Regions from separate parts of the Mus musculus genome. Here all the other regions are linked to region 1. A link is a loop called in an ENCODE intact Hi-C map of the cell type or tissue named here. Cell type or tissue: left cerebral cortex. All regions are shown on one strand. Each heading gives the region's core, and the rest is flanking DNA. Links, peaks and the distances in the headings are about the cores only. Region 1 has its middle 17 kb from the start of Gm30074. Region 2 overlaps Maml3 (mastermind like transcriptional coactivator 3). Region 3 overlaps Maml3 (mastermind like transcriptional coactivator 3). Region 4 overlaps Maml3 (mastermind like transcriptional coactivator 3). Region 5 overlaps Maml3 (mastermind like transcriptional coactivator 3). Region 6 overlaps Maml3 (mastermind like transcriptional coactivator 3). Region 7 has its middle 8.4 kb from the start of Mgst2.

The links. Hi-C counts contacts between places; a loop is a spot of excess contacts. Peaks named below come from ENCODE experiments on the same cell type or tissue, not always from the same donor. Only the 100,000 strongest peaks of a DNase experiment are listed, where the experiment ranks them.
Region 2: a loop joins it to region 1, with 2.7 times the contacts of the local background. A loop is called at or near these places in 8 of 42 quality-filtered maps.
Region 3: a loop joins it to region 1, with 2.3 times the contacts of the local background. A loop is called at or near these places in 3 of 42 quality-filtered maps.
Region 4: it touches region 1 in a loop (6-fold over the local background); 8 of 42 quality-filtered maps call a loop at or near these places.
Region 5: it touches region 1 in a loop (1.9-fold over the local background); 2 of 42 quality-filtered maps call a loop at or near these places.
Region 6: a loop joins it to region 1, with 3.0 times the contacts of the local background. A loop is called at or near these places in 8 of 42 quality-filtered maps.
Region 7: it touches region 1 in a loop (2.9-fold over the local background); 4 of 42 quality-filtered maps call a loop at or near these places.

The regions. Positions count from the first base shown.
Region 1 is chr3:52,194,789-52,199,133 of GRCm38, reverse strand. No RefSeq gene overlaps it. Among named protein-coding and RNA genes, the nearest start is that of Gm30074, 17 kb to the right of the region's middle. In left cerebral cortex, for the core only: a CTCF peak has its summit at 2,587 (motif pointing right); DNase peaks (open chromatin) are centred at 570, 936, 2,223 and 2,533; H3K4me3 peaks cover 1,540 bases; H3K27ac peaks cover 1,752 bases.
Region 2 is chr3:51,883,224-51,887,568 of GRCm38, reverse strand. All of the region lies in intron 1 of Maml3 (mastermind like transcriptional coactivator 3), which reads left to right. Among named protein-coding and RNA genes, the nearest start is that of Gm46803, 180 kb to the right of the region's middle. In left cerebral cortex, for the core only: no CTCF peak of the experiment used is centred there; DNase peaks (open chromatin) are centred at 1,474 and 1,874; H3K27ac peaks cover 1,305 bases.
Region 3 is chr3:51,912,654-51,916,998 of GRCm38, reverse strand. The region is part of intron 1 of Maml3 (mastermind like transcriptional coactivator 3); the gene reads left to right. Among named protein-coding and RNA genes, the nearest start is that of Maml3, 190 kb to the left of the region's middle. In left cerebral cortex, for the core only: a CTCF peak has its summit at 2,014 (motif pointing left); DNase peaks (open chromatin) are centred at 722, 1,403 and 1,844; H3K27ac peaks cover 1,204 bases.
Region 4 is chr3:52,026,838-52,031,182 of GRCm38, reverse strand. All of the region lies in intron 1 of Maml3 (mastermind like transcriptional coactivator 3), which reads left to right. Among named protein-coding and RNA genes, the nearest start is that of Maml3, 76 kb to the left of the region's middle. In left cerebral cortex, for the core only: CTCF peaks have their summits at 885, 2,091 (motif pointing left) and 3,775; DNase peaks (open chromatin) are centred at 784 and 1,390; H3K4me3 peaks cover 724 bases; H3K27ac peaks cover 320 bases.
Region 5 is chr3:51,797,840-51,802,184 of GRCm38, reverse strand. All of the region lies in intron 2 of Maml3 (mastermind like transcriptional coactivator 3), which reads left to right. Among named protein-coding and RNA genes, the nearest start is that of Gm46803, 92 kb to the right of the region's middle. In left cerebral cortex, for the core only: no CTCF peak of the experiment used is centred there; a DNase peak (open chromatin) is centred at 2,340.
Region 6 is chr3:51,892,228-51,896,572 of GRCm38, reverse strand. The region is part of intron 1 of Maml3 (mastermind like transcriptional coactivator 3); the gene reads left to right. Among named protein-coding and RNA genes, the nearest start is that of Gm46803, 190 kb to the right of the region's middle. In left cerebral cortex, for the core only: a CTCF peak has its summit at 1,834 (motif pointing right); no DNase peak of the experiment used is centred there.
Region 7 is chr3:51,650,571-51,654,915 of GRCm38, reverse strand. It overlaps a transcript of Mgst2 not described here. Among named protein-coding and RNA genes, the nearest start is that of Mgst2, 8.4 kb to the left of the region's middle. In left cerebral cortex, for the core only: CTCF peaks have their summits at 2,293, 2,496 (motif pointing right) and 3,602; DNase peaks (open chromatin) are centred at 1,968, 2,498 and 3,626.

The DNA of each region.
Region 1 (4,345 bases), core at 239-4,238:
TACCGTCCTTATCTGGCATCAGCCAAGGATGTGGAGATGCAGGATGTGATGTAGAGAGCTACCTCAGTTAGTCTTTGCTTTCAGCAAAATAAGTATCATGTCCCTGGACCTGCAGGTAGTCCACACAGAAGTGAAAGAATTGGGTCTAGTGCATCTGTGGGCAAGGTAAAGCACACCAGGTGGAGGCGCTATGGAGACAGACTCCAAGCTCGCACTTGTAAAGTACCAGGAATCAGAACTGCCTAGGGAAGACAGCCGGATACCAGCAGAACTGGACTTCCTGGTCATGACTGCTGGATCTGACCAAGAGAGTTCTTCGGTTGCTGAATTCCATATTTAAATTTAGCCTGCAAATGAAAAAAAAAAAGCAGCTTTTTACAACTCTAAATAAACTTTCTACTACTGAGAATGGTGATTGAAGCAAAAGTAAAAATAGCTGCTCACACCACGATTTGAGGAAATCTAAATCTGAAACGATCGTGTTTTTTTTTTTTTTTTCCTTATTTGCATGCTACCAAATAAGGACATCGGGGAAGCAATGAGTCACCAAGATTCTAGCATTTACCAGACTGCAACATGAGGGGAACGCATTCCCTAGGATGAGCTCTGTGATTGGCTTTCCCCTCATCCCCGATGTGGACCCTTATACACCTACCTGAAAAAATCGGTCCTGATTTCTTTTCCTAATTCTTATGGCAGTGTTTCAGTGAGTAATATTCATGCTTCAGACTGTCGAACCTGTGGAAATAATGTCCCACATCTGAGGAACAGCTCAACCCTTTCACAGATTTTTCCAACCTCTGTTATCTCGGTCGATCACACTCGATGTGCGCGGAATCTCCAAGGCAGAGCATGCGGCTGTCACCTAGGACATCACTGAACTGTGGATCTTTTTTGCAGAGACGGGTGACTCACCATCCAGGAGGGGGTGGAGGGAGGATGACACAAAGGAAAACGAGATTTAGAGATCTGAGCTCTCTGTTACCGTGTCACATGGTCCCTGCATAAACCAATGTTCTACAAGTGCGGAAGCCCAGCCGAAAGGTTCGGGCACGGCCTGCCCACCCAGTGTTTCCTTCTCCAGCTCTTAGAAGACAGTTTAAAGAGAGCTCCGGAATGTTCTGGTCTTTTGTTTGGAAATTTCGCCTGCTTGTTGACTAGTTGTCTGTGGACCGTGGGGTGGGTCTGTTTGCTTTAAACAGGCTGAACGATGTGTAAGGCATGCCGGCTGCTTTTGTGCCTGGCTTATTTGAAACTGTTTTAGTGTGACACTGGAGGACTTTAAAGGCAACTGTAGCTGTGGTGGGATGTTCTTGCAAGTTGGTACAAGAAAAAAATGTGTCTATTTCTTAGCACATGATCAGTGGTCTGCATCTCCCCTATAATTAATAATAAAAATAATAATAATATCACAGGGTCTTGCAAAGAAATTTGAATTACTGAAGTTTTTTTGGGGGGGAGCCACTTGCCCCCTTTATCAGAAGACTGCCAAACATAGTCCCAAAGATGGAAGACATTCCTTGTTCTTATATCACAGGAGTTCAAACCCTGTATCACAAGAGAAATGGTTTCTGGAGAGTTATGGAGAGCTACAGTCAGTTTTGCATATTATCATAACAAAAAATAACCAATAAAGATACTGCCCCCTTCATTGTATAAAGGAGAAATAAATGAAGGAATTGCCACTGAGCTAGGAAGCCTGTCCGTCCCACCCCCTCAGTTTTCACCCATCTTCCTGCAAGGAAGCTCAATGGCTGCCAGAAAGGAAGAGACCATGGCTGTGAACTGGTCAGGCCAGAGGTTGCTGGGCATCAAAACGGCAAGAGGCAGGTCACAAAGACCAGGATGGGCAAAGCAGATCTTGTCCTGCCTTTATCTCTAATTAGTTGTGTGGCTTTGGATAAGCATTTCACCTCTCTCATCTGTCAAATGACAGGCTGGGACTAAGTTCTCCAATGTCTCCAACAGCTCTGGTAGGATAGCGGTGTGTGTGTGTGTGTGTTGGATTAGATTATTTTATTAAGGATCCATATGAAGGCTGTGAAGAAAAGCTGACTGTTTCTGCAAGCTGCAAAAGAGCAGACTCTGGAGGAGCTATGAAATGATCCACAAGGAATCCCTGCGGTGGGTTGAAAAACTATAGAATTATGGAATTGTGTGTAACACACAATCTGAGTGAGGCTCTCTGAGGCCATACAAAATGGGACACGCTAAAGCAAAGAACCCAGGCTTTTGAAGCCAGCCTATGCCCCTACTCCAGTCTCTCCCCATGATAATGCAGCACCGTGTGCTCACAATTAAATGTCAGCCACGGAAAACATTTCCCTTGGCTTTGTTGTTCCAGGACCGGATTCTTTTGTCCTCCATATAATGGATATGCAGAAACAATGACAGAACAGAGATTTTTTTTCTTTTCTAAAGCGATGACAAACACAGTGCTCCTTCCTCCCTCCCTCCTTTCCTCCCTCCTTTCTCCTTGTCCCCACCCCCTAAAATAAATCATTGTTCAGGAAAAAAAAAAAAATCCCATTGTCTATTGTCCACGGAGATCAAGATCTGCCTAGGAACAGTTCAGGCAGACGCTGCAGTGTTCCTAGATGGCCGGTAGGTGGCGCACGAAGGCAGTGCTGGCGGAAGCGCGGCCGGTGGCAAGGACGGGGTTGTCGCCTCCCGCAGCCGCCGCCCCCCCCCCCGCCCCCGGCCGCCCCCCTCCTTGCGTGCTAATTGCTGGAACCTCCACTGGGACTTAGGTCCCGGAGAAAGAGAGCGGGAAGGAGGCGGGGAAGGGAAGTGGGGGCTCTGGCTCCAAACACACAAAGCCTCTAGGGCCTCGGCGGCCCTGGGCAGGGCGCCCTCCCTCTGGTCTCTGTCCCCGGGAAGAGCTGCTGCATCCTTGGCTCCCGCCATAGGAGAACCGCGACCCTAGTGTGGGAGTCCCACACACCTCTGACCCCAGCCTCCCACGGGGCTTGGAGACCTGCCTCTGAGCAGCAGGAGGCTCCCAAGTAGACATCTGTCCCCGGCATCCACGCGTGTCCACCCCCAGGAGGAGTCACTGAGGACCTTGTCCCCTCTTCGTCGCTGGCCTGTGCTGGCACCTGGAGTCTAGATGTCTTACCTAGCCTCCAGCCTCTGCAGGAGAACCTGGTGTGAAGGTGTATAGGCAGGTGGGAGCTTTGTGACCTTGAATTTATTAATACCGTCCCCCGACTCCCCACCCTGCTCCCCAACCCTTCACCTCACCAGCCTATCAGTCACAGGCTGTGATACTTAGCCTTCTGAGTCTTGATTATTTATTTTAAGATAGTGCTTCACTTGGGGGCGTGGGGGTTGCAGACAGCACAAACAACTGTCTACAATCCTTAGGACAGACCTGGCATCGCTAGCACCAAGTTAGAAGGGAAAGGGGCACAACTGGATGTGCAAGTAAATGGCCATCAAGATGTCTGAGCTCCCATCTTTGGCTTTGCCAAAGCTGTGAGAGACCTCCTTCCTCTATTTGGAATTTATCCTCTTGTGATTTATACCCAGTCTCTGTTGCGACTCTCTGAGACAGGAGTGTATACCATTAGCTTTGGAGTCAGGCTTGCCAAGTTGAAGTCCTGGCTCCCCCATTTAGTAGCTGGTTAAACTTCATGGTTAGAATTGGACTACCTTACAGACAACAATGGAAGTTCGCTGAGATATCCACGGACATACCGGAGGTGAATCGAGCAATTGCTGACAGCAGCTTCTCTCATTTGAGTCAGAAAGGTCATTTCCCTTCCAGGAAGAGAACAGTAGTCCTGCGAGGCCACATTTCCCCCACAGGATTCCCAGCTATCACCCCAAACACTTTTGTTTGTTTGTTTGTTCTTGTTTTTTTGTTTTTTGTTTTCCAAGACGGGGTTTTTCTGTGTAGCCCTGACTGTCCTGGAACTCACTTTGTAGACCAGGCTGGCCTCCAACTCAGATATCCTCCTGCCTCTGCCTCCGGAGTACTGGGATTAAAGGCGTGTACCACGACACCCTGTCACCCCAAACACTTAAGGAGGCTTCTTAACTCTTGCTGGCCACCAGATGACTAGAGCCATACTCTAGTAGAAAAGAGCTTTGTAGGAGTGGGACTGGATTTAAAACTGTATTCTAAGCGCTGGTCTGTGCCTGGCGATTGGTGACTGCTTATCCCCATCTAGACACTGCTACCCAAGCAGAGATTGAATAGCAGTGAAGGAGGCACCATGCCTTGTCCTTGTTAGGGTATACTGAGAGAGAAATACATCTGTCATGCTCCGACCTGCCCAAGTCGGTTTAAGGACCCAGAAGCCCTTGACCTTTCTCTAAAAGGCTACTCAAGTGTTTCCAC
Region 2 (4,345 bases), core at 130-4,129, 310 kb after region 1:
ACATGGAGCCTCATACACGTTGAGCAAGTGCTCTACCCACTGAGGTCTAGCCTAGGGGTAAGGTCTGGAGTGTCCTGGCTTGCTCAGGAAGGAAGGTGTTATTTAGGGAATCTCACAACTTCCAGCCCAGCGTGAAGGGAAGACAGGGCAGGAACTCAAGGCAGGAACCTGGAAGCAAGAAGGGACTGAATCAGAGGCCATAGAGGAGCTCTGCTTAGTGGCTTGCTCTGTCTGCTTCTAATAAAACCTGTCCAGGGATGGCACCACTGACAGTGGGCTGGCCTTTCCCACATCCACTATTAATCAAGAAAGTACCCCATAGGCTTGCCTGCCTACAAGCCAATCTGATAGAGGCATTTTCTTAGTTGAGGATCCCCTACTCCCAGGTGATCCCAACTTATGTCAGATAACAGGGAAGAAGAAGGAGAAGGAAGAGGAAGAAGAGGAAAAAGAAGAGAAAGAAAGAGAAAGAAAAGAAAAGCAAAAGGAACAAAACAAAGAAAATAACCACCTCAGGGAATCCGTACTCTGCCTTTGACCCTCGGATACTGAAGTTCTAGAAGTAACAGTGCTCACAGACCCTGAAGACCAAATGCATAGACACTCAGCCCTTGTCCTAGGACCAATCAGGGAAGGAAAGGCTATAGGTGTGTGACTGAAATCATGTGACAAGATAAGATCAATTTCCAAATCTGATTTGTGAAGACCCTTTGATCTGACTTAAAGGCAATATTTTTAAAGATTTATTTTCATTACTTATGTTACGTGTGAGACTGTATGAATGTGTATGGACAAATGAGCATAGATGCCCTTAGAGATCAGAAGAGGGTGTCACAGCCCCGGGAGCTGGCAGTGGTGAGCCACCTGACATGAGTTCTGGAAACTGAGGTCTTGCCCTCCCCCAAAGCAGTGGACACTCTTAACTGACTTAATGTCATCATTAGAAGCTGTTTGTGTTCTTTAAGGATAAACAACTTGCCTCAGATTGGGCATTAGTCTGTTAGGTACAGGAGTTCTTGCAATGAGCATTTTAAAATTAATGTATTTGATAATCACAATCAAGTTTATTTGAGTTTAAAAAAAAATAGTCATGGCATGCAAATACTGCTGAGGAACAAATTTAACAAGGCTCTTTTTTTTTTCTTCCAGTGTGGCCTCTATGGTAAAAAATAGTAAAATGTGACCTTCTAGGTCTTAAAATCCATTATTCTTTTGACCTTGAGGCTTTGATGCAAAAAGCAAGAATAACAAGAGGAGAATCAGAAAATGGCTTCCTGTCAGAAAAGCACACTCTCTGTTGTTTACACACGTCGGCTTTATTGAGCTTAATTCCATCAAGCTAACAAAATGGAGAAGCAATAGTTACAGCAAACGAGGCTTCCAAGGCTTAAGCTCTTGCAGCAGGTCCCAGTGTGGACTGCACCACAGCCCACAGGAGCCTGGCCAAGTTCCTCCAGCCATTGCTTCCTCCTGCTCTGTCCTTTCCAGTGGCATGGCCAGGACCCAAGCCTGGATTTGCACGTCCCCAGCAATCATTTCCCAACATCTAAACACACCTCCCATAGTAGCTTCCTCTGAAAGGGAGAATGGAAGTCAAGTTTCACCCAAACTTCCTATGGAACACAAAAGGCCATAACATCCAAATCGCCCCTCTGAAGCACGGGGGCTACTGAGACAGCAGAATTGCCGTTGGAAGCAAAATGGGATGTAGTGATTGGTTGAAAAGAAAAAAAAAGTGAATTTCTAGCTCTTTTCAGGCTCTTGCCATGAGTAAAACTTGAAAATGAAATATCAGAAAATCCAAGATGAGATGGGCCTTAGATCTTCCATCCCCCTCCAATCCCCCGCCTTTCAGAGAGGCCGTATCTAAACCATCCCAGATGGCTGCTCTATTTTTAAAGAACTCCAGAGAAGGAGTCTCTCCCACCTCCTCAGTCACCCATCTCAGAATCTCTTGTTCCTTGCTCCCAGAATGTTTTTTTTTTGAGAGCCTTCAGCAGTGGTGGGGACGGGGAGATTGTCTTAGGGACCCTTGGGGGATTTTACCCCAGGGTGCAGGGGAGGAAACTGTGGCTTCGGGCAGTGTCTCTCTCTCTTCACTGAAAGAATTCTCTCTAATCTTAGGATTTCAGTTTTGTGAAGGAGCTTCTTGAGGGTCATTCCAAAATTCTTGGGCTTGTGATCTGTATAGCACTTCCAAAAGGAGGAAGACTGAATACATATTCATGTTTAAGACCCAGGAGAAGAACATGTTTGGGGCTATACACAGCTTCCCCGGGAACAGACTTGTCCAGGAGACTGCTCATTCATTGTACCCTTTGTTTCTCCAGTCCATCCTGGAAACCACTCAGGGGTTGGCTGAGATTCGGCCGTCTAAGAAGTAACCAGGCAAGGTCACTACCACCGAGTCTACACTCCTGTGGAGAAGAAGGTGGCCCAAGGGGAGGAGTGACAGGCGAGGGGATTATACATCATGACAAGGGGCACCATGAAGATCAAACAGATGAAAGTGAGAGAAAGAGATGGCAGGGAGGCAGAGTGGCCAGGACAACCTCAATCCTGGGAGTCTGCCCCTCTGTACAGGCAGGGAACTGCAGAGTTAGCATAGGTCATAATTGTAAGAGAGCTTTGCTACAGGAGAGGGTGGGGCCAAAATGTGTAAAGCCAACCAGCATCTCCTAAGCCATGTGACAAATTTAACTTTGATGAATGTGAAAATCTGTAGAAATTTAGACGGAAAAGCGTGACCTGAATTTTTTTTTCTTTTTTTTGTTTTGGCTATTTGGGTTTTTTGTTTTTGTTTTTGCTTGTTTGTTTGTTTTTTTGGAGACAGGTCTTTCTGTGTAGCCCTGGCTGGCCTGGAACTCACTATCTAGACCAGCCTGGTCTTGTACTCACAGAGATCCCCCTGCCTCTGCTTCCCTAGTGCTGAGATGACTTGCAGAGGATAGACTGGAGAGGGTAAGGTGGGAATCGAAGTGGCCCATACATTAACTGAACTGAGGTATGTAGGAGGGTGGGGCCACCTCTGATAAAACCTTAGAAACTCGTAAGAGTGACAGGTGTGAGGCACATGCACTGGCCACGCCCAGGTACACCTGGCTTTAACAAAATGTGTAAAGCTCAAAACTTAGAGTCACTTTTCTCGTTTTCGAGTGATTTGCCTTGAGTGTCTGTTCCACAAATGGAAAATAATGTATGAGCCTTTGACTAAGAAATGCTAACGAGACACAGGAAACCTTAATAGAAGGCTCATAGCATTAGAAGAGGTCATTTTCTCCTAACTTCCACCCAATAAAAAAAATACCTTTACAAATCCCTGGCAGATGAACATGCAGCCTGGTTAGGGAAAGTTCAAGAGACAGGAAGCTCATTAGCCTCTGGAGGCAGCTGGATCTCCCTAATCGCTTTTTCCGCCAGCTCCTCCATAGATGGAGGATGGGGTCTTTTCCCTGTTACAAGGAACCATGATCTTAGTTTCACGTCTAGACCTACACGGGGTAAACTGAGTTCTTTTCGTACCAGGGGATCACCAGCTATATAAGGGCGAGCCATGCCCTTCCTGCCCTCTCACTATTCTCACTCTCTGTTTAAATATCCCGGACTCTCCCATGTGACCTGTTTCCTGGGTGGCTTTCCGTGGCACCTGATGCTCGGCCTCCCAGAGGCCACTGCAGCAGAACATGCCTGCATCTCCCTGGATTGGAGACCTTACATTCATTAATATTCATGAGTGCAGCCCAGAGTTAAAGGAGATTAGACATGACTGAAACCAAAGGTACTCGAGAGACAGTTTTCTTGACACAAAACACAAAACTTTACAGTTGTACCTAGCAAATCTTATTAAGTAACTTGTAGGAGTCTGGTTTTGAAACTTTTGGAGATCCGGCAGTCATACTAAGAATCTGATAAAAAGCTTTGGACTTCTTTCTGAAAAAAAAAAAGCGAAACAAAACAAGATCACAAAACTCTTATTAAACACCAAGCCATCTTTCTAAGCCTCCCACAAAACTCTACATACAACTTCTCAGGGTCTCCAGAGTTCCTAAAATCCATTTTTTGTAAGCCTTCATTTTAAGAAGTCAGCTGTGCCAATATTCTGTAATCCTGATTCTGTCATTCAGAGCCTTATGTCTGTATATCTCTGTGTCAGTGGCAGAACACCCACAGGGTGGGTAGGAACACTGTCGAAATCCTGCAGTTACAATCAAACTACTACAGGAAAGTGACGGAGTCTTTAGGCTCTATCAGTGGGTCATTTGCTTCTGTGACCTCAGCGAGCCTCTACAGACACTGGTCACATTGCCCAGCTTCACTGTGGAGGTGTGTTAGTCCACAGCTTTCA
Region 3 (4,345 bases), core at 167-4,166, 280 kb after region 1:
CTGCTGCCAGCCTTCTTTTTGACAGGATGGGGAATGGACCTGCTGATACTCTAGGCTGGCTCATAGTCCTAGCCCAAGTTACTTACTTACTCTATCTATCTATCTATCTATCTATCTCAATCTCTCTCAATCCCCCCCTCTCTCTGAGTTATAATGCACACAACCATGACTGATTTAAAATAAATAAATAAATAAATAAATAAATAAATAAATAAGGGTTCTAAAAACCCAGTTACTTACTGATCTCTGTCCGCAACCTGATCATTTCCTGAGCTGCCTCTAGATGACCTCTCTACACTTAAGCCAGGAGGTACCCAGAACAGAGGGCCTCTGACACCCACACATGGCAGGCTGCCTGTGGATCTCTATAGTCCTGTGACAATCAACCTTCCCAAGCTGGAGCTTAAAGCCCCCTTCTGCCTCCTTTCAACGCAAGACTTTGCTACCAAGAATTTTCCTGGTAACCTTCTTTGTTTTTTTTGCTTACAAAACTTTCCTTGCTATTAGACCTGGGGGTTGGGGGAGGAAAAGAACAAACACAAGTCAGCAATAAAAGCTCTTGTTAAGTTAAACATTGACCAGGGCAGCATTCATCAAGCTGCTAGAGTCGTGGCAGCCGTCCTGTTCCTCCCCCACAAACGCAGAAGCAGCTGGAAGGGAAGCCTAAAGTCTAGGAGGGGATGGCTCCCTCCTCCACAACTCTGCCTACGTCAGCCCCTGAAATAGAAACGTGGGGATGGAGTGGTTTGATAGCAAGGAAGAATCTAGAGAGAAAGCAGTGTCATGTGGCCTAAACTGGCCAACTGCTGCCTCCCTGGAGACATGGGGCAGAGAAAAGGATGGAGCCTCGCTCGCCCTGGCATTTCTGCATCTGTTTTCTGGTCCTTGCTGCTTCCATGCTTGCAGTAGCTGCTGTTCTTCGTGTTAGTGCATTCATATCAGCGGATGGTATAAACACTTAGGCAGCCAGCCTGCTATGGAGGAAGCCAAAGCAAGAGAGCTCTGGGCCAAGGTGATTTCCCTACTCTGACTCCCCCATCCCCACCCCCTGGTCTCCAGCCTTTTACAAAGCATAGTGGTTTAAGGTTAGCATAGGATGGAGAGAAAGGATCTGAGGCTTGGTCCAGATCTCTTCTTAAGGAAACAAGTGCTTCCCCACTGGGGCTTAGCTCTGGGAACTGTGACCAAGAGAAACTGGAAGCCCTAGTAGGAAGGGTCTCCAACAAGTGGAATGAGACCTGTAAAACCAAACCTGTGTGTGGCTAGAAGACAGGATCAATCAAAGAAGTGAGGTCAGTCTCCACCATAGTGGAAGGAGAAGGTTATCAAAATGCCATCTGTTAGAGGAACTACCCCTTCAATGTCCTTCTGGCTGGCCCAGAAAACACAGAAGTCCTTGGTGTAAGCACAACAGGACTGGGCTAACCACTGCTGAGCAGGGCAGCTATGAGTCTCTGGGGCACTGTTTGGGTATAGCAACTGACCAGCATGTGTGTCTTTGTAGCCTTCAAACCACAGTCATTCCCAGAGGGCATGTGGATTCAAATATCTCATCGTGAAGCCAGGGGAGTGGGGAGAGACTATCACATAGAGATGTACTATTTCAGGAGGTGGCCACTCCATCTTTCTCCATAGGAACCACTGGGAAATCAGGATGGAGGTGGGATCTCTGCACCCCTGTGCTTCAACCACCAGCATGAGAGGCAAAGGGAGAAAGATGCTGGGGCCTTTATAGTGCCCCGGAGACACAGAACCAATAGCTCTTTCACTCTAGAGAGAAGGAAGTTGATTTGTCACAGTACTGATAACAGATGACAGTCTCCCCCACAGCAGCTCCGTTCACATCTTGCCAAACACCTGTAAACCCCTAACAGAACAAAGCTGGGTGCTGGAGACTTGACTCAGCAATTAAGGGCACTGGATGCTCCTACAGAGGACCCAGCTTCAATTCCCAGCACCTACGGGGCAGCTCCCAGCTTCTGTAATCCCCACTCCAAGGAGTCTGACCCCCTCTTCTGGCCTCCGTGGTACTACACCCAGGTGATATACATACATACAAGCAAAATACCCATACATAGGAAATAAAAATAAGTAATTTTTTTAAAGTAGGGTTGTCAAAAAAAACCATTAGAAGGTAGCTCTATTTCTGCTTTTTAGAGTGTAGCTACTTAGCATGTGCTGGGGAAAGAGGGAGGACAGGACTGGCTGAGAGATATTTTTAAACAGAATTGGCTCATTAATGGGAGTGTGGGATGTACTAAGTTCAAAGCCTAGAGAGCAAGCCGGTGGGCTGTCCTGATAAGCATGGCTGTTATAGTCTTGACTTGGAAGTCTTCGGGTTTTCTGTGATCCAGGTTTAAAGCAGAATATTGCTTCTTTTACAAATATCAATCCTGGCTCCAAAGGCCTTCAATTCATTGAATGAGACCCACTCACATTACGGAAAATCATTTGCCTTTCTGATCTAACACTAACCCGAGGCTGCACGGGGCCAAGGATGGTTACAAATGTGGCCCAGCGCAAAGTTGTAGACTTACTAAAAATCAAAGTTTGCAAGTCTAAACTTTACAGATGAAATGGTTGTGTTGCAGTGTATACTAGATGCTAATATAAATATTATTCGTGTCTAAAAAAGATTACTTTCACAACACCTGAACTGAACTAGAAGAGTTTTTTTTTACTTTTTGGGGTGTGTGTGTGTAAGATTTTAATTTTTGGATGTTGCTTTCTCTTCCTTTGATTTTTATTTTTGGGAATCGGCTCTCAGACTTAGCACAGGTTAGCCTCTAACTTGCTATACTCCCGTGTTAGCCTCCCAGCTGCCAAGATTATGGACACATGTGTCATGCCCAGCTTCAACTAGCATTTGACCCAATTTCTGAGCACTATAGACAAGCTAGGTTGCTATGTATCATGAGCACTTCCTGGAAAATAGAGGAAGGAGTATTCCCTCTCCCCAAGCAACACTCAGAGATGTTGTGAACTTGTAATTATGGACTCTGTAGTTGAGTAATTATACTTGTAAATTGAAAGTAGAACATTTTGGTCATAGTTCCATAAAGTCAAATGTTGAAAGTGTCTTAGGTATAAAAGTTGTGTTATCTGCCTATGTGGCAGGCTGGCTGGTTTTCTTGTGACACATTGTCTGTGACATAATCTCTGAAATAATCGATAGTCACTGAAAATGGTCTCTTTTGTTTTTTAACATTGCTCTCAGCAGACAAGTGCATGGGCCAATACCCAGCCCTAAAACAGCAGGAGCCCAGTTCTGATAAAACATCGTCTGATAAGGGCTCGGAGGAATTGGTTTCGGTCCCTACTTGGGGACTTGCAGAATGGCATCAGATAGGAAAGGAGGGAGCACCATGTAAAAGCTTAGCCCCAAAGTGCCACTGCCTGAGTTCACGTCCCAGCTCTGACTCTGCGATCCCATGTTTATCTGCCCAGCGCCTCTGTTTCCTCACACATACAATGAGGACGGCATGCATGCTGTCTCCCTGGTAAGATTGGGATGATTCAGAGCATCTGCATGTCCACGCGGCACTGTGTGAGCATTTACTAGGATAATGAGATAAAAGTCCGAGTTAGAGGGTTGAGATGGCGGAAAAGAAGTTTCTAGAAAAACTTTTATGCCTCAGAGCTTTGCTATAATTCCTTACATGTTTAAGATCACTTTATAACGTTGTCTTTGGGGAAATTCCATTCATAATCCTCTTACATGAAGGGAAACCAGGATGGAGCCTTCTTATATACTGAATCCTAGGCCGTAGCTAACCGTGCCATGGGGGCTTTCTAGGGTATTAATAATGAGCTGATATACCTATGAATGTTAAATGTCTTGGAAGCAGCTTCCTGAAGAGCAAATAGCAGATGTGGTGATGGCCATGCTCTAATTGCCCGAGAGCGGTTAAATACAGTTGTTAGCGCCTTCCCAAGCAGTTAATTGAAAGCCGAAATATTTTCTCTTAAGGCCCACCATTTGTTCTCACTGGTCAAGTGAAGAAGATGTGGGCTAGAGGGGGAAGGCTCATCCAGGTTGCTTTTGCCCCCTGCACATCTAGTTTCTCTTGTAAATTGCTGGAGAATGTCCTCATAGAGTCTATTGTTCTAAAAATCCTATTCCTAAAATAGCACTAGCTCTCCTTGAGTTTTCCTACATGCCAGATACTATAGGATGTGTTTATATATTTATGTATACATAGGTGCATACATAGTCACTTGTAATCTTCAAAATAATTCAGTGACATGGAGTGTAATCATAATTGTGCATTTGAGGGAACTAAAGCTTAGGTTAGTTTGTTCCAGGTATGTAGCAGTTAGGGGGTGTCAAGTAACGGGTATCTGA
Region 4 (4,345 bases), core at 143-4,142, 170 kb after region 1:
TACTTTCCCAGTGACCTGGGATTGGTTCCCATATCCGGATAACCGGGGACAGTTAATTTAGGACAGTCTCAAGTGTGGCTTGGTCAGGGTATAGAAAGGAGCCCTTCCCGTAAAATACCCAAGAACCTGATCCTGAAAGGGACGTGGTCTAGATCATGTTCCTGTCCTGTCACTAGTCAGCAATGTGACCTTGGGCCAGTGGCTTCTTCACCTTGCCAAGCTGCAGATGGCAGAAAGCAAAGCCTGCCTCAGGAAGATGTGTAAGCCTAGGTGTGAAGTCTAGAGCAGGTAGCCCAGCACGCAGGCTGCTGTAAGTTCTTGTGAAGTTGGGACTTGTTCAGGGCCCATTGTAGCAGCAGTTGGAGACCCTGCCTTTGATTTCTTCCAAGCCCCAGCAGCTGCTGACAGAGAGATGGAAGACAGCGGTGGGGACCGCCGGGGGGTGGATGAGCAGGGATGTGCTTCCCACATCCTTCACGGTCTGGGCCCATCCTTTCTCTGATTTCCTGCTCCATGCTCCCTATCTGCCTCTTGATTGATTCTGCCTCCTCATTCATTCTTAAGGCATCCCTGATCTCTTCTGCACAACTCTCCAGGTCCGAGGGCTACAGCGAAGAAGTCAGTGCAGGAGCCGTTTTGAAGACTGATTTGTGTAGAAGCTGTGAGCGTTGATTGATTGTCACTCACAAACTTCGCTCTGTAAACCCATGAGCCGAGCATCTGCACGTCCTCACTTCCCTGTAACCCTGTGGGTGTCTGACAGAACATCTCGTACCCAGTCGGTGCTCAGTGCAGGGTGTGGGGAGGCGAGGGGGAAGAAAGATGAATAGGACCGCAGAAGTCATCCATCCATCAGAGTCCCTCTGGTGGCTATGAACGAGGAGTTGAGCTGGGAACGGGGGTATGATCTGATACAGAAAGCAGGACAGTTGGACAGATTTGGCTCCTCTCGTGGACTTCTTTAGTACTGGCCACCCCTTCATATACTGTCTCCTGGCCAAATGGGGTGGTGAGTTATACTTAAGGGAAGCTCAGCCTGGAATCATAGCTTTTGAGACAGATACACCAGACCCTCTGTTTCCTTTTTCATATTCTGTATGAGCTAAGAAGCCAACAAAATGGCAGTTTCTCTTTGGTCGACCTCCTGGGAGAGAGTTCTGTTTGGGAGGAATCGTGTCCTGGGAGAGAGTTCTGTTTGGGAGGAATTGTGTCTCGAATGGAGGGATCATGACAGCTACTGGGACCTCCCCCTGGTTTTTTGTCGACCGAGTGGGTAGAACAGGAGCCGGAAGTGTCTGGTGGACGTGCCAGTGTTGAGGAACTCGCGGCTGCTGTTTGATCACAACAGGCTGTCTGTTCTTCCTCCCCCACATCCACCACATGGACTCATGTCTTCGACACGAACACATTCTTCAAATAACACCTTCTGGGACATTCTTGCACCCCACCCCAGCCTGCCCGAGGACTCTGTGGTAATGAATGGGAGCTTTCTTAACTAATGATATTCTGGACCATCTGTCCAGCTGGTCACTGAGAACAGAAAGCAGATGCACGCACGCGTTGCTTCTTCTTCATCGTGGTCCCATAAAATTAGAAATGGAAAGATTATCTCTTTCCTGGATCTGGGAAGAGAAAGTCTCTCTCGATGCATTTCGTGAGAGATTTAGATTAAGTTGCTGTTGCTTTTGAAAGCATGAGTCCTGTGAGGCTTTGGATCTCGAGAGATGAATGTCTGTCTGTCTGTTTGTTTTGTCCTAGGTTAACGTGTAAGCCTGTGTTTGTTCTCGCATGCCACTTTGGATCTCTTGACATTAGAAGGAAGTAGATGTCTTGGTCTTCTGCTTTTTTAAATATTAATTGAAAATAAATATTTCTTCATGTAATATATTCCGTTCACAGTTCTGTTTCCCGTCTCACTTCTTCTCCTAGATTCTCCCCACCTCCCCACCCTTCCAGTTCCACACCTTCTTTCTCTCTCTCTTTAGAAAACAAACTGGCCGGCTGGTGAGATGGCTCAGTGGGTAAGAGCACACTGACTGCTCTTCCAAAGGTCCTGAGTTCAAATCCCAGCAACCACATGGTGGCTCAGAACCACCCGTAATGAGATCTGACGCCCTCTTCTGGTGTGTCTGAAGTCAGCTACAGTGTACTTACATATAATAATAAATAAATCTTTGGGCCGGAGTGAGCGGGGCAGGAGCGAGCAGAGGTCCTGAGTTCAATTCCTAGTAACCACATAATGGCTCACAACCATCTGTACAGCTACAGTGTACTCATATACATAAAAAAATAAATCTTTAAAAAAAACAACCAAACAAACAAATGGGCAAATTAAAAAGCAAAATAAAACAAAACAGCATGAGAAACACATTCTGCAAACATGCATGTACATGCATGCATGTACCTGTGCACACACACATACACACACACATACACACCATACAAACTCAAAATAGGAAACCATAATATATAAGCAAAAGATTAGTAAGGTTTTTAAAAAAATGCCCAAACAAAGCAATATGAGACAAAAAAAAAATCACCCAAAATACCGTCGAGTCATTTCATGTTGGTGCATCTACGGCTGAACGTGAATGGAGCCTCCCCTAAGACTGTTTTGCATAGCCAATGAGAGTCCATTTGTGAAAGCTCATTTTTCCTTTGCAAGTGGCCCTCGGTTGGAGACAGTGTCTCTGTTAGGGATGGGAGATCTTGTCTAATTGTCCCTCTCCCTCCTTTCCTGCCTGGGTTGGCCTCTTACTCAGCATAGATCCCCTAACTGATCTAACTGACCTGCCCTGCTGACCTCCTGCTTTTTAGCATGTGAATTAACACGAGTAACTGGATATAGCGGATAGGAGGTTCTATGTCTAGGTCAAGTTGAAAAGTTAGGACGCTGGGGAAGTGCTTGCCTCTGCAGGGCTTCTGAGAGCAGCAGAAATGTCTGCAGGAATGAGCCAGTGGAGTCAAGCTGGATGGAACGAATTCAGGCAGGTTTGCTGTTTGCACAGGTGGAGTGACAGGAAGGAGGGTGGGGCCTGCGTACACCTGTGCCCAACCCACCAACCTTTTCAAGACAGCTGCTGGAGAAACCTCCTGATGGTGACCAGGGCCCAACAGACCAAGATGACTCCAGCAGAGGGGACTTGGGCGAGTGGGAAACGCTGGCCTGATGTGGGAAGCATATAGCAGTTGTCATAAGTACTTCAGATCAGGTTGAAACCATGCGAGCAGCAAGGCTGGGTGCCCCCAAGAGGTTATCAGCAGGGAGGAAATCCATGCAGCTCACTGCTGGTCACTCCAGAGTCGGGGATCGTATGGGTGAGTGCAGGTCTTGGGCAAGTATGAGTTTGATATAAATGAGACAGAAGTCACCCTTGCTGGGCATCTATCCCCGCTTAGTGGCTCACCTGAAAGCGGCTGTCCTGATGGTGTCCTTTCTCATGGTTGGCGTGGTTCTAATTCAGGCATCCTTGAGCAAAGGCCAGTTTCAATTAAATTGTGAATGTCAGTTGCAAAGAGGCCTGTAAGGCATGTTTGTTTGTTTTCATTGTGTGTGTGTGTGTGTGTGTAAGCCAGAGGCCAAACTTGGGTGTTATTTCTTAAATACCATTTACCTTTTTTTTTTTTTTTTGAGCTGGGGTCTCTAACTGCTCCAGAACAACCCCAGCAGGGTAGGCTGGCTGGCCAGAGAGCTCCAGAGACCTGCCTGTCTCTCTCCCCTCAGTTGTGGCATTAAAAGGATAGAAGTCATAAAAGGATAGAAGTCAGCTCCTCCTGCTGACAAACCAAGCATACTACCTACTGAGCCTACCTCCTCTTATTTTTGTGGGTCCTGCCTTCACTTATAAAACCTATCCTTACACACACCCCCTTCAGCGTTTTCTGCTTTATTCTGATTCTCTTCATCAATGAAGTGAAAAAGTAAGCTCACTTTCAAAAGGGGAAAACATTTTCATAACGGAAAAACAAGATTATTATAGATTAAAATGTGATTATCTCTAGCTCCGAAGTTGAAGTACTTACTTAGGCTAAAATATTAAGAGAGATCCTTTCCCAGCCATTGATTTGATGTGAATGTAGGCAACTCATTCAACAAATTATTCTGAAGTACTCTCTGAGTGCTGAGTGAAGCCACAATCAGAAATGTGGTGGTGAGCAAGACAGGCGATTATCCCTGTCCTTGTAAACCAGAGTGACAGCCCAGCTCAGTGTCAGCTTGAGGCATTTTTCCCTTTTTTTTAAAAAACAAAACCAACCCCCCCCAAACAAAACAAAACCAACCAATCCCAGTGTTTTCTTTCCCCACAGTCTGATTTTACTACACATATTCTCTCTCTCTCTCTCT
Region 5 (4,345 bases), core at 126-4,125, 400 kb after region 1:
GTGTGTGTGTGTGTGTGTGTGTGTGAGAGAGAGAGAGAGAGAGAGAGAGAGAGAGGTGGGGTGGAGAGATCTGCCCAGGTCTGTGCTGATAGCGAACTTTCCTTATTCAAAGTCACACAAAGGGAAAGCCAAGAGGTTGTATCAAATGCCTATTAGTGTAATACTAAATATCATTAAAAACAGAACTTGCTCTAATTGATGTTGAGACCTTATCTGTCCTAACATCTGGATATTCTGACACATTGACCTTCTGTTTCACCGTCACAGATGCAGTGTGGTTCTAACCCGAACCATGTTTTTTTTTTCTTAATGTCAATAGCTTTATGCTTAACCATAGTCATATGTAGGAAGCCACAGTGAGGACTAAGTACAGGCACTTATTCAATCACCTTTTAAATCCCTACTACGTACAAACATACCAGATAAATCACACCTTGACAGCACCAAAGTGACTGGATGTAATTAGTGCACGCACAAGAAGATGCAGGGTTCTTCAATTACACACAACCACTGTATTTATCATCAATTAAATTTCCCTATATTAGTTACTTGCCGTAATATTTGAGGCAATCACCTCGGCTCAAATTGCCATAAGCAAGCCACATAATCTCACCAAATAGAATTATTTTCAGCACTCATCATTCTCATCAATTCTTTATTAAAGACTCATTTCTCAAACCACTTTAAATTGTGGCTTAGAGTCAGTCATTTATAACCACATTTTGGAAATAGGCACATTATATTTCCATTTCATAAATATGTTTTATTAGTAATGAGTGGTATAGTATTCGATTGCTGTTCGTATTCTCATCCTAGGTTGGAAAATGCTTAATTAACAAAGATATTGGATTGGAAAAAAATGACTCTGGGCATATTTCTTTATGACCAAATTGCTTTTCTCCTTCCCCTCCCCACAAGGCTTTTATAAATTTTTACTGCACCCACCTAGGCTAGCACGTGTTATTTCCAAGAATCTATGTAGGGAAGCTAGCACCCAATAGGGAAGCAAATTGCTGTGAGCGTCTTCTAGTGTCTTCGACATGAACCCAATTCAGGGTCCTTGGTAGGAAGGAGCCAGTCTTCCTTGCTGAAGGACATGGCTGTCAGTATTATCGCCTGCACATCACGGGACAACTAGGTTCCTGTCCAGTTGCGGTACCTACACTTCAGAAATACTGTGATGATCACATTTGCAGATGTCTTTATTTCTATTTTGTGTGTGTGTTAATTACTTTCATCATTATTATTATTATCATTAGATATTTTCTTTATTTACATTTCAAATGTTATCCCCTTTCCTCATTTCCCCTCTGAAAACCCCCTATCCCACCCCCCTCACCCTGCTCACTAACCCACCCACTTCCATCTCCTTGTCCTGGCATTCCCCTACACTGGAGCATCGAGCCTTCACAAGACCAAGGGCCTCTCCTCCCATTGATGTCCAACAAGGCCATTCTCTGCTACATATGTGACTGTAGCCTTGAGTCCCTCCATGTGTACTCTTTAGTTGGTGGTTTAGTCCCTGGGAGCTCTGGGGGTACTGGTTAGTTCATATTGTTGTTCCTCCTATGGGGCTGCAAACTCCTTCATCTCCTTGAGTCCTTTCTCTAGCTCCTCCATTGGAGACCCTGCGCTCAGTCCGATGGTTGACCGAGAGCATCTGCCTCTGTATTTGTCAGGCACTGGTAGAGCCTCTCAGGAGACAGCTTTATCAGGCTCCTGTCACCAAGCACTTGTTGGCATCTACAATTGTGTCTGGATAGGGTGACTGTGGGATGGATCCCCAGGTGGACAGGTACTGAATGGCCTTTAAATGTGCGCACCTCTCGAGTTCTCTGTGCTGTAACTTGGCCTTGAGGTCTAGAAGAGCAGAACCCCACTGTGCCAGGTGTCCCTGTCCTGGCTGCCATGCATAGCTTCCATTGATCTTGTCACTCAAGGTTCTACTTTGGCCAAAATCATTGCTGTTTGTTTGTTGTTTTTAAATTAGAGCTTCTTGCTTACTTTCTTCTTGTCCTGGCTCATGTTAGGTTTCTTCCGTCGGTGTTTGTTTCTGATTTGTTTTTTTGGTTTTGGTTCTGGTGTGGTTTTTGCCATGTGTCCTGATGGCTTGCCTTCTGTAGCTTGTGTGCAGTTGCTGTTCCTTCTACTCTTGTCTGCTATTATTTTTTCCAAGGAATCCGAGTTCCTTTTCTAGTGGTGGAATATGTTTCTGCCAGAGTGGTGTGTGTGTTCTCTGAAGGAACAAATTGATGGCCGCATTCAGGGCTGCTTTACTGACACAGAAGAGCGTGGGTTTGTGTTTTAGGCTAAATGATGGAGTTCTGGGCAGCTTAAGTCTGAAGTGGCTTGCTGGTTCCCTAACAGCAGGCAATTATGCTACACTCAGGGAGCCTCTGAGCAGTTGTTCCCATGCAGATAGTTACTGCGTGAACAGGAAGAGCATAAGAAATATGTGAGAGGCACGTGACCACTCCGCAGATGGATTGCCCACAATTGAGTCTTAATCGCCGATACCACTGCGCTGTTTGTACTTAAGGTTTTTGTTCAGGTACCTTTCCCGAGGTCCCTCAATGTGATGTGGGATCCATGCTCATAAAAGCTTCCAGCAGAGCAGCAGGAAGAATAATCCCCAAGCTGATAAGAATTAGGTATGAACTCTTATGAACACACTAGTCAAAGATTGGCCCCCAACTCTGAACTTACCCAAGAAAGACAAAATAGCCCTTCCAGACACTATTGAGCCTGACCACCTCAGCTTTCACAAGTGGAGGGGGCTTGGACAATGTAACAAAGGGATTTTTGGGATGCCTAGAAGTCACTCTCAAAGACTATCTCAGGTGCCACAGTGCAGTCTTCTTAGGGGTGGGAGGGAAGCACCTTGGACAAGGGTGTCCCTTTCTTTTTATTCCAGAGACCTGCACTCACTGGTGAAGAGACCAGAGCCACTTAGCTGGAAACATCTGCAGCAGATGTGCCCCCATCCCCTCCCATCCCTCCCTATGGAAAAGCTGACAAGGGACACAAAACTGTTTCCACACCTCTGTCTCAACGTTGGCTTACAAGTGAGGAGGATTGATGTTAAGCAGAGCTTACAGTAATGGCCTCATTCTCAGTGATTGTTCTAGAACAGGCACAGCTCTGTTCTTCCTGCTTCGGATCTCCATGCTCATCCATTGTTCTTCATTGCCCAGTGCTTGTTGAGGGAGCTCTGTAGCGTTTACAGGTATAAAAGAGCATGCAACTATTTTTCTTCCTTGAAGTCATTGTCTATATTTAGGTTAGCGGTGTGATGAGAGATGTTGATGTTTTGTGAGTCACACTGAAAATTACCTCTCTAGATACAGGCAGAATGGGAGGCTCTTAGAGCCTTGCCTCTGCCCTGTGCCATGTAGACCACTGCTGCCCCAAAGCGAGATCATTAACCCTCTGCTACCTGCCAACGCTCTGCACAGCTGGACGGGGTCAAAAAGATCTCACCCTCACCCACCACAGGGTGACAGAGGGAACGTGTATGACCAAAAGGTGAGAGGGAAGGTTGCAAGGAGTTTTGTAACTCTTAACTGGAAGTCCTTGCCCAGAGCTCTGCATTGCCAAGTAGGAAATGTGCCCCTGACTTGCCCAGTATGCAAATGAATGACCCCCACCACCCCCCTTTTACCGTGCAAACGTTCAGAGGGAGAAAGCCAACACCCACCTCTCCTTCCTTCACTGAACTGGGAGACAATCTCAGCCACCCACCCCACCCCCAACGCCCTGTTTGTTCTTCTCATTTTAGGAAAGATACTCTAATTTTTCCCCCTCTGTGCTTCTTTTGAAAGGGAAGGAGGGGCTTGCATTGAATTGCTCTTCGGCTACCTCCATCTAGATAGGCTTCATTAATTTGATAAGCCGACACCAAAAGAGAGGGGTAGGGGTGGGGGTAGGGGTGGGAGTGGGGGGCTGCCTAGGGGCTGCCCTGAGGTTTCAGAAGATGAACTGCTAATGATGTTGAAAAAGTACCTTTTCAGATTGTGTGGTCCCTCCGGAAAACCAGAGCCCTTCCTCCCTTTTTCTTATTGTGGTATAGAAATTGAAAAATAGAAACCTGGTTGCAACTGGGGGTGTGTGGGGGGGAGAGTATGTGGGCTGGTGGGGAGGGCGAACAGACAGATGCATCCCTGAGGGGAAGTTTGCAGGGGCCTCTTCTCTGACAGTGTATCTGATATTGTCATGCTAAAGAGTGAAAAACTAATGGGGGGGAAAGATTAATTTGCTAGGTCAATTATTGAACAGACTTGCTTGATACTTACAAAACTCGTGAAATTAGCGCATGATTGACAATATGAGTATTGTATTCAACATC
Region 6 (4,345 bases), core at 92-4,091, 300 kb after region 1:
GCTGCTCTGCTGTCCCTAGAGGCAGGGAATAGTTATTTTCCAGCCTCTCCTTGTCTTGATACTTAGTGAGGTGGGGGCAGCCTTCCTCAGAATATCTGTGTGCTCACCACAGTTCAACCCCCTCTAACTGCCTGGAAGTGATTCTGACAGTGAACAACTTCAGCGATCACCAGGATTTTCTTTGTGAGGACTGAAACCTGTTCTCCAGTGTGACCCTTTTGACTTCCCTGAAGAAAAAGAGTAGCCAGTCGCCATCTTCCATGCGGTACTTTCATATCCTGAAGAGCATAATTCAATTGCGTTTTTTTTGCTTTGCTTACGATTGCAATGATCTGATTTTGCTGGAAGAATGTCTGTTGTAGGAACCATTTCAGCAGCTTCATTCAGAGAGAGCCCCTGGGTAGCAAGGGACACTTTGTCTGAAATGATGCTTGATGCTCACTCACCTGTCTGAAGGACAGAGACGTGATTTTGTGGACCCTGCCTGCTTCTGCCTGGGTTCCTTGACTGGGAAAGCTGTCCATCCATGCTGGATTCCCAGCAGCCCCTGAGTCATCTCCAAAGTCATCCATCCTAATGTAGAGAGTGCTACTTTTTCCTTACCCACACACACACGCCTTTCCTATTGTCTACCAGCATGGCTGAGTGCAAAGAAAATCATAGCTCTTTGCTTGCTTGTTCTTTCTTTATTTCTTTCTCTCTTCCATTTGTTGTTGTTTGTTTGTATGTTTGTTTGTTTTGTGGAAGAATCTCATGTATCCCAGACTGGTCTCTAATTCACTATGTAGTGGATAGAGGATGATCCTTCTGACTCCACCTCCTGAGTACTAGGACTGCAGGTGTATAACAACATGCTCAGTTTATACAATGGTGGGGATTAAGCCTAGGTCTTACTGCATGTTAGACAAGCACCCTTCGACCTGAGCTATGTCCCCAGTCCACCTTTCACTTTTATACCCAATAAGAATATCACAAACACAGCCGGAGGCATAGCAATCAGTTCTTGGTTGCTTCTTGAATCTGAAAGGTGATTATTCTACAGGCAGCCTAGCCATTGCCTATAAACAAAGCACTAAGCAGTAAGTGTTGTCAATGGTTGCGTGAACGCTAAGTTTCTTTGAGTTTAAGCTGTTCTTAAGATAAACAATCGAATCTACATGAATAAAGTTGTTGCAATGGCTTTGTGCTAACACAGTGATCTAGAAACTCTATGGTGGCTTAAGTTTTGTGGACGTTTTAATAACTGTTGAGTGATAATGGACAAAATGTGGACAATTCCTAATTTCAACAGTGCTATCTATCAACTATCCAAGAAGAGACCACTGAGAGGTGACTGTCAGTCGTGATGGCTAATCACAATCATGGGTAAATTCAATTTCATAACCACTTAGAAAGGTTTGCTTTTGAGTAGTTTTCTACCCTAATGGAAATTTAGTATTGCTGTATGACTGTGGTTCCACACACCTATAATCCTAGCATTAAGAGGCGGAGGCAGGAGCTTATTGACTATGAAGCCTGTGTGGTCTAGAAGGCCCTGTTGCACAGCCCAAAGTCTGGAGACACAGCTTCGTGTCCTTGTTTATATGAGACCTTGGGTTTTCTCTCAGCACTGCTTGCCCCACCTAAAGAAAATATGGCAGCATTGAGTGGTAAACCATAAGAGCAAATAAATACTCACAGTCTGTCTTGGTATAAATAATTTTGCCGAGGAGAAACAAGCAACTCTTTCTTAAGTAGAACTCCAAATGGTAACTATGGAAGCAGCATGAGAATCAGGGTCTCCGTGAGGCAGGCACCATCATAAGGAACAGGATGCACGCACAGAAGCTCCAACAGGGGGCAGCAGTGGAAAGAGACATGGGCTCATCCTCAGAGGGAAGGGCGGTGACTTTGTATAGTAGGGCCACCGGCACATAGCCACTTAACCAAGTGTGCTTGAGGGAAGCATCCCAGCGAAAGGCACATTGACATCACACGTCCCTTGATGCAGTACACTGAGAGGGACACAACATCACTGAGCTTTTCTGACAACGCAGAACCTCACTCCCCTTGTGTGAAGACACTACGCCAACCCAGAGGGACTGAGCAGCTTTTGCAGATAGGAAGAGACTGGGAAGAATAAAACCACCACAGGCACTGTGGGAGAATCCTGAGTAGGGTCCCAAGACAGAAAATGATGGAGAATAGAGTCGAATTCTATTATGGTCTATAGATTAATTAATAATATGTGTGAAAGTTAATCTCCTGTTCTTGAAAATTGAACCACGGTTATGTAAGACACCATTAGAGAAACTTGCAGGAGGGACCAAAAAAAAAAAAAAAAGAGCTTTTGAGCTGTTTTGCAACTTTTTTGTAAGTTAAAAAATGAACAGCATTTACAAAATTGTTCTGAAGGAGGGCTATGGGAATTAGTCATGTAGTTATTTCTTTAACCAAAGAAGAGCAAACTACCTGGTTTAAAAAAAAAAAAAAAGCCAAGCACTCAATTTCATCATTATCCCTTCTACCCAATATTCTTTGCTGTGTCTTCTATCCTGTGTTCCCACTTGCTTCTAGATGCAAGAAGTCCTTTCTATGGGGTCAGCAGAAGCTTATACCTTACACTGCCAGTGGATCTGGCTCCACTGGTCCTCTCCTGACATGAGGATGTATCCAGCTGAGTGTTGTCACTGTAGGCCTCCCTGGCATCCTGTGATGTCCTCTGCGTTGGATCATAATTGATGCTCTTGTTCTCCCCCAACCTCTTCTCCTCACATCGGAACATCCAATGAGGATGCTCCAGGTTCTCCATTTCTGGACTGTGGTCCATGACTGGACCATGATGCATTGCTTCCTCCACCCTTAGGTGTTTTCTTCCCCATACTTATCATACTTTTGAAAACTCTTTTTTTCACTTTGAATATGTTTAAGTATACAGAAAAGTAGAATGTAGCAAAGCTGCTCTGGCGTCGATCTGAACCAGATGAGTACTGTATTAGTCAGGTTCTCTAGAGTCACAGAACTTACGGACTGTCTCTCTATACTGAGGGCATTTGTTGTGATGACTTACAGTCTGTAGTTCCAACTAACCCAACAATGGGCAGCTGTGGATGGGACGTCCAAGAATCTAGTAGTTGCTCAGTCCCATGAGGCTAGTTGTTTCACTTGGTCTTCTGTAGAAGTGGGTTCCAAAAGATGTGCTGGCCAGTAAGTGCAAGCAGTCGAAGAAAAGCAATTCTTCATTGTTTCAATGTCTTTATGTAGGCCTCCAGCAGAAGGTGTGGCCCAGATCCAGGTGTGTACCACCATGCCTGAATCTGGGACTTGCTTTATCTCAGGCTGACCCTGAACTCAGAGCTCTCCTTGCCTCAGTCTCCTGGGATTAAAGGTGTGTACTACCTTGCCTGGGCCTAAGCTTTTCATGGCCACTGTGCCTCAAGATCTCCATGCCAAGATCCAGGTCAGAAACCTGTGCCTTCCAGCCTCAAGCTCTGGATCACAGGTGAGCCCTCCAATTCTGGATTGTCCTTTATTCCAGATATAGTCAAGCTGACAACCCGGAGTAGCCACTACAAGAACCTAGGATTAGATGTTCACCAATAGTGAGAATGAAGGGTTGTACCTGTCCCATTCCTGTCATTCTTCACATTTATTTTTATTTTCATGGGTTTAGGAATGATACTGCTCCCCCTCTTTTGGCCACTGTATTTTATTGAAAGTGGAAGGACCCACTAGAGATCTTCTCTCCCACCCACTTACATAAGATGGAATTCCTTCTGGGGATGGTTAAAGAAAAGATGACTACCTTTAATGTTTTACAAAGGGGCCCAGGGTTTAATTTATGCATTTAGCATAATGACAAAACTCACTTTTTAATCTTTTTACCAATATTTTGTGTGAATGTGTGTGAGGGGTATATGTAGGTGAGTGTACCTCTGTGTTTTGGCCCCTGTGGAAATCAGAGGTCAATGTCAGGGATTGGCCTCAATCATGATGCTTTTTTAAGACAGGATCTCTCGCTGACCCTACAGGCAGATTCACTGATTTGGCTAGACTGGCCAGCCAGCAAACACCAGGGTTCTGCCAGACACTGACTCCCCCAACTTTGAGTTTACAGGCTCCCCCACACCAGGCATTATTTGATATGGGTGCTGGGACTCTGAATTCAGATCTACATACTTCCGTGTCAAGTGCATTTCCAGCTGAGCCATCCCACAGTCTGCAATATCTCTTTGCTATCAAGGTAATTATTCCAAAGGACACGAAAACATTGGTTTTCAGTGACGAAGCATCTGTGTTCCTAAACAAGGAAGGGAGAAGAGAGTAAAGAAAGCTCAGAAACTGAACTTCTCCCAGATGTTCCTGT
Region 7 (4,345 bases), core at 113-4,112, 540 kb after region 1:
ACCTGACTTTTCTAACCCCCACTCCTCGTGCACCACCCGGTGCAGAGCCTCTCAGTTAGTCAACAATGAACACTCCTCAGACAGCTACACCATCGGAAGTGGTACAAATGGGCAGATTTCTGGGCTTCCTTCAGCTCTCTTACTATATCAGGAAGCACATACAGTCTCTCAGAACTCACACAAGACTCCTATGCGGTTGTAAACGATCCCCATTTTACAGATCCAGAAACCAAGATCCACTGAACTTCCAAGGCTTGCTTTATTATTTCAGTTAAAAAAAAAAAAAAAAAAAAAAAAAAAAAAAAAAAACAGAAGTTAGACAGGCTCCCTAGACAGACACACAGAGCAGTCATCACTAGGTAATAAAGGCAGCAAATTTCCAAGATGGCTGGCTTCTTCCTTACCCTCCTGGCCTTCGAAAAGAAGCCTGCTACTGGGCTGACTCAACAAGTTCAAGCCTGATCAGGATGTGTCACAACAGCTGTGTACCAATCAGCCACCCTGCCCATCTTCAACTCACTGGCCCTAAAGTAAGAGAGGAAGACTCTCTCTTCCAAGGCCTCCAAACCCCCAGGCCTCTAGGAGAGACTAGAGTTTCTGAGCTTCCAGAGTCCCCCCCTCTCTCCTTCACAGAGGGTCTCTTTCTCTATGTGCGCTGCATGTGTGTGTTTTCCCAACCCACAATAAATGACAACCTTAACTGCTAATTCTGTCTGTGGTGAGATTTCCCTGTTGGTACTTGCTGTTCATCACATTTTTTTAAATCTGTTTTTGTTTGGTAGATTGGTTTTGGACAGGTTTTTTCCACGTAGCCCTGGTTGTCCAGGAATTTGCTCTGTAGATAAGATTGGCCTGGAACTCACAGAGCTGTCTGCCTCTGCCTCCCGAGTGCTGGGATTAAAGAAGGGCACCACCGTGCCCAGCAGTGCCTTTGAATTCTTTGGCAGGGATAACATGCCTTATCTACACTCCTAGTCTGTATCATCCCTGTACTGTACCAAATTCACTGCATCCCAGAGATTGAAGATCCCTGAGCAGTGAGAATGAATGAGTTGATGGCCAAGGTGAGCACCACTGTTGTCCAGGAAGGAGAGAAGTCTGTGATGATCCACAGAGGCGGGAAGGAAGAGAGGAGGATAGGCGGAACCTTGGAGAGGTGACTAGCCGATAAAACAAAGTCCAGGTTCTCACCAGAGGAACCTCTGGGTAATATCTGGTAGAGACGGACCAGCAGACAGACTCAGGAGAGAGACCTGAGGGCACCACACAGATGAGTGCTGCTGTAGGCTACCTAAGTCTCACCTTCACCCACCAGTACCTCCTCAGCAGTTGGCTTGGATGTGCATCTAGAGTGGAGGGTCTCATGTTCAGATGAGTGAGTGAGTGTGTGTGTGTGTGTGTGTGTGTGTGTGTGTGTGTGTGTGTGCGCGCGCGCGCGCGCGCGCGCACTTGCTGGCGGGGGGGGGGGGGGCGTGTAAATAAACATCTATGGAACTCAGGAATCTCTTGGGTTTTGTTTTGTTTTTTTAACACAAGAGTGGCCAGAGACCTTCCTGAAGCTTCTCTGCCTAGTTCCTCTTGCTCAGTGTGTCACTCAGACTTCCACGTTATTTTGTGCATGAACACATTGCCCCAGTCCCGTCACTAGGATCCTATGGAACCTAGAAAGACATCTGCCGTTTGCATGACCTACAGCATTTGGGCTGAGAAACCGTGGAGTAGTGTGCTTTCCTCCATGTCTCTCAGGGGTTTGTTAAGCCAAAAGGAAAAGGTCGAGCGAGCTCTATCTCCAGCCCTCAGAAAAGGTTGGCCAATTAAACCAACTGCGAAACCAGGAGGTTCCCCCTCACTTTAAAATGCAGCGCTGAGCCTTCATCTGGGCCGAGGGGGTCTGGCCAACAGTTAACTGCAGCTCCAGCCTGTGGCCACATGACTCAGGAAAATACTCATCTGACCAGATCGCAGGCCAAGCCAAGGCCAGCAGGAAGGAAAGTGACACTGAAAAACAAGAAACCTACTAGCCCCAGCGGGGCCCTCCCTTCTCCCGCCCTTCCCCCCACCCCCTAACCCCCTCACCCCGCCCCCATCCGGAGTAATTCAGGAGGCCAGGAGGGTGCAGCAGAGGCCGCAACAGACCTCAAAGCTCAGGCACCAGCTTTTATTTGTTTTCTTCCTTTATGTATTCCTTCCTCCTGCTGCCCTTAGGCTGTGTCTGGTTCTAGCCTTTGTTCCTGAGACTTTGGCAAAACATTCTCAGAATTTCGGTCACTGACATTTTTCAACCCCCCAAAAATACCTGGGGCCAAAATTCCCGACAAAGCTACCTAGTGAACCCTTCTTTTCCCTTCACTCCCCGAGTCTGTTTCTCACGTTCTTCTCTGCAGATTTGGTACACCCCTAGTTTGCAGGAGGAGGCGCCTAAAGAGTCACCTGGTCAGAGCAGGGCCTTCAATTCTACCTACGGGTCTTGATAACCTATTTTGTCAAACCACAAGGGGGCGCAAGTCCCAAGAGTACCAGGACTGTATCTGCCGCTTGGAGGCAAGCCACTCTGATCTCTCAGGTATTACTACCCCAAGGATGCACGGCATCAAAACTGGAACAAGTCAGTTAGAAATGAAGTGGTGGGTGGGGGAAAGTCTGCTGGGATCATTTTTAAATGATCTATAAAAACGTAGTGTTTCAGAGATCAACAAATAGAGCATCTCCAAGAGTCCTTGACAAGAAGCAGCGCACATAACAGCTCAAAACCACAAGTACAAGAATACAAAAGAATCCTTCGCCCTGACCCACTCAGAACTAACAATTCCAGACCAGGCTACTCACAGAGACTACACAGATTCACATCCACCTAAGAACAGCGCATCCAAAAAACACTTCAGATTTGAAAACCACTGCCCGGGTCTGTGGCAAACCCCAGGAAAAAGCACTCCTACATGCTAGATACTGGATTTTTCTTTTTTAATGTTTTGAGGAAGCTGACAACTTGCTGTGAACATTGACCTGTGGTTTCTAGAGTATCTTGACTTTAAAAATAAAACTAAATAGCTCTGCTCGGACTTTGCCTAAAGTCACTACAGAAGAGCAAGTCAGAGAGTCGGGTGAACTCTGGAAAGGTTCCCTGGACCAGGCAGAAAATGGGCATCAGGTTCACACTAGTGTGAGAGTCGGGCTTGGTAAACAAAGGAAAGGCTAAAACCAAGAGAGATGCAGAGTGCTGATTCAGCTAGCAAACCAAGTGTCAGGAGAATGGTCTGGGGAAAAGACGCGTGCGTGCGGAAAAGATGCGTGCGTGCGTGTGTGTGTGTGTGTGTGTGTGTGTGTGTGTGTGTGTGTGTGTGATGGAGTGTAAGCAGAAGGAACAGCAGTAAGAATGCTTAAGGAGGGAAAGGATAAATCATGATCAAAGAATTCTGGAGATATGGGAGGGCAGAGCAAATGAGGAGCCAGGGTGTGCCCACACAGGGCCATCCTGGGCATGCTTACCTCATAACAGAGGCACTCAGTCTGGCTTAGTTCACCACCATTGACAGTGGACAATGTCAGGGACTTTTTTTAAAAACTTGTCACAGCTGAGGAGTGGGATGCTACTGGCACCTAGTGGGTAGAGGCCAGGGATGCTACTAAATATCCTATACTGCACAGGACAGCCCACAACAAAGAATGATCCTGCTCACCGGGTCCATGGTGCTGAGGCTGCAGAACCACCCAAGGACCGTTAGCTGGAAGATTTGCTGAAGATGTCTGCACCAAGTCTCACTGTGGTATCAGGATGGTAATGGGGCAGTATGGTTACTGCACCTAAGAAGGGGTCTGTTAGGAAAGGGTATTAGGATACCCTGGCCACTGGGGTGTCAGTATGGGCAGACACAGTGAGTGGAGGAGAAAGAGGTTTGAAGGACCACATCAGTAGGCATGGGAGGCATGATGGATGTGGAGGGTCCTTGTGGGAGGCAGCATTGGGCAAAGCTTAAATGCAGGTGCATGTTTGAATAACACCACCAGAGCGGGAAGAATTGGCGAGCCAGGAATCCAGGAGGAAGAAAGAGCAAAGCAAACAGCGTGCATCCAGGCCAGCAGCCACTCAGATGAGCTGTGGTGAGAACCTGTCACTGAACAGACAGGCCCAGCTGACATCTCGAGACATCTCAGGACAGACTGTGGGGGAAAACAGTTCTACAAAACAGAGCAGCCACAGTCTCTGACCCCCGAGAGGAAGGAGAGAGAATTCACCTTCTATGCCTAGCTTCCCACTGGTCAGTCCCTATAGCAGCCTGAGAATATATCTACACACTCTTTGACACGTCTGTCATCGTGAGCTTGAGATTGCTAATATCCTTTCTGA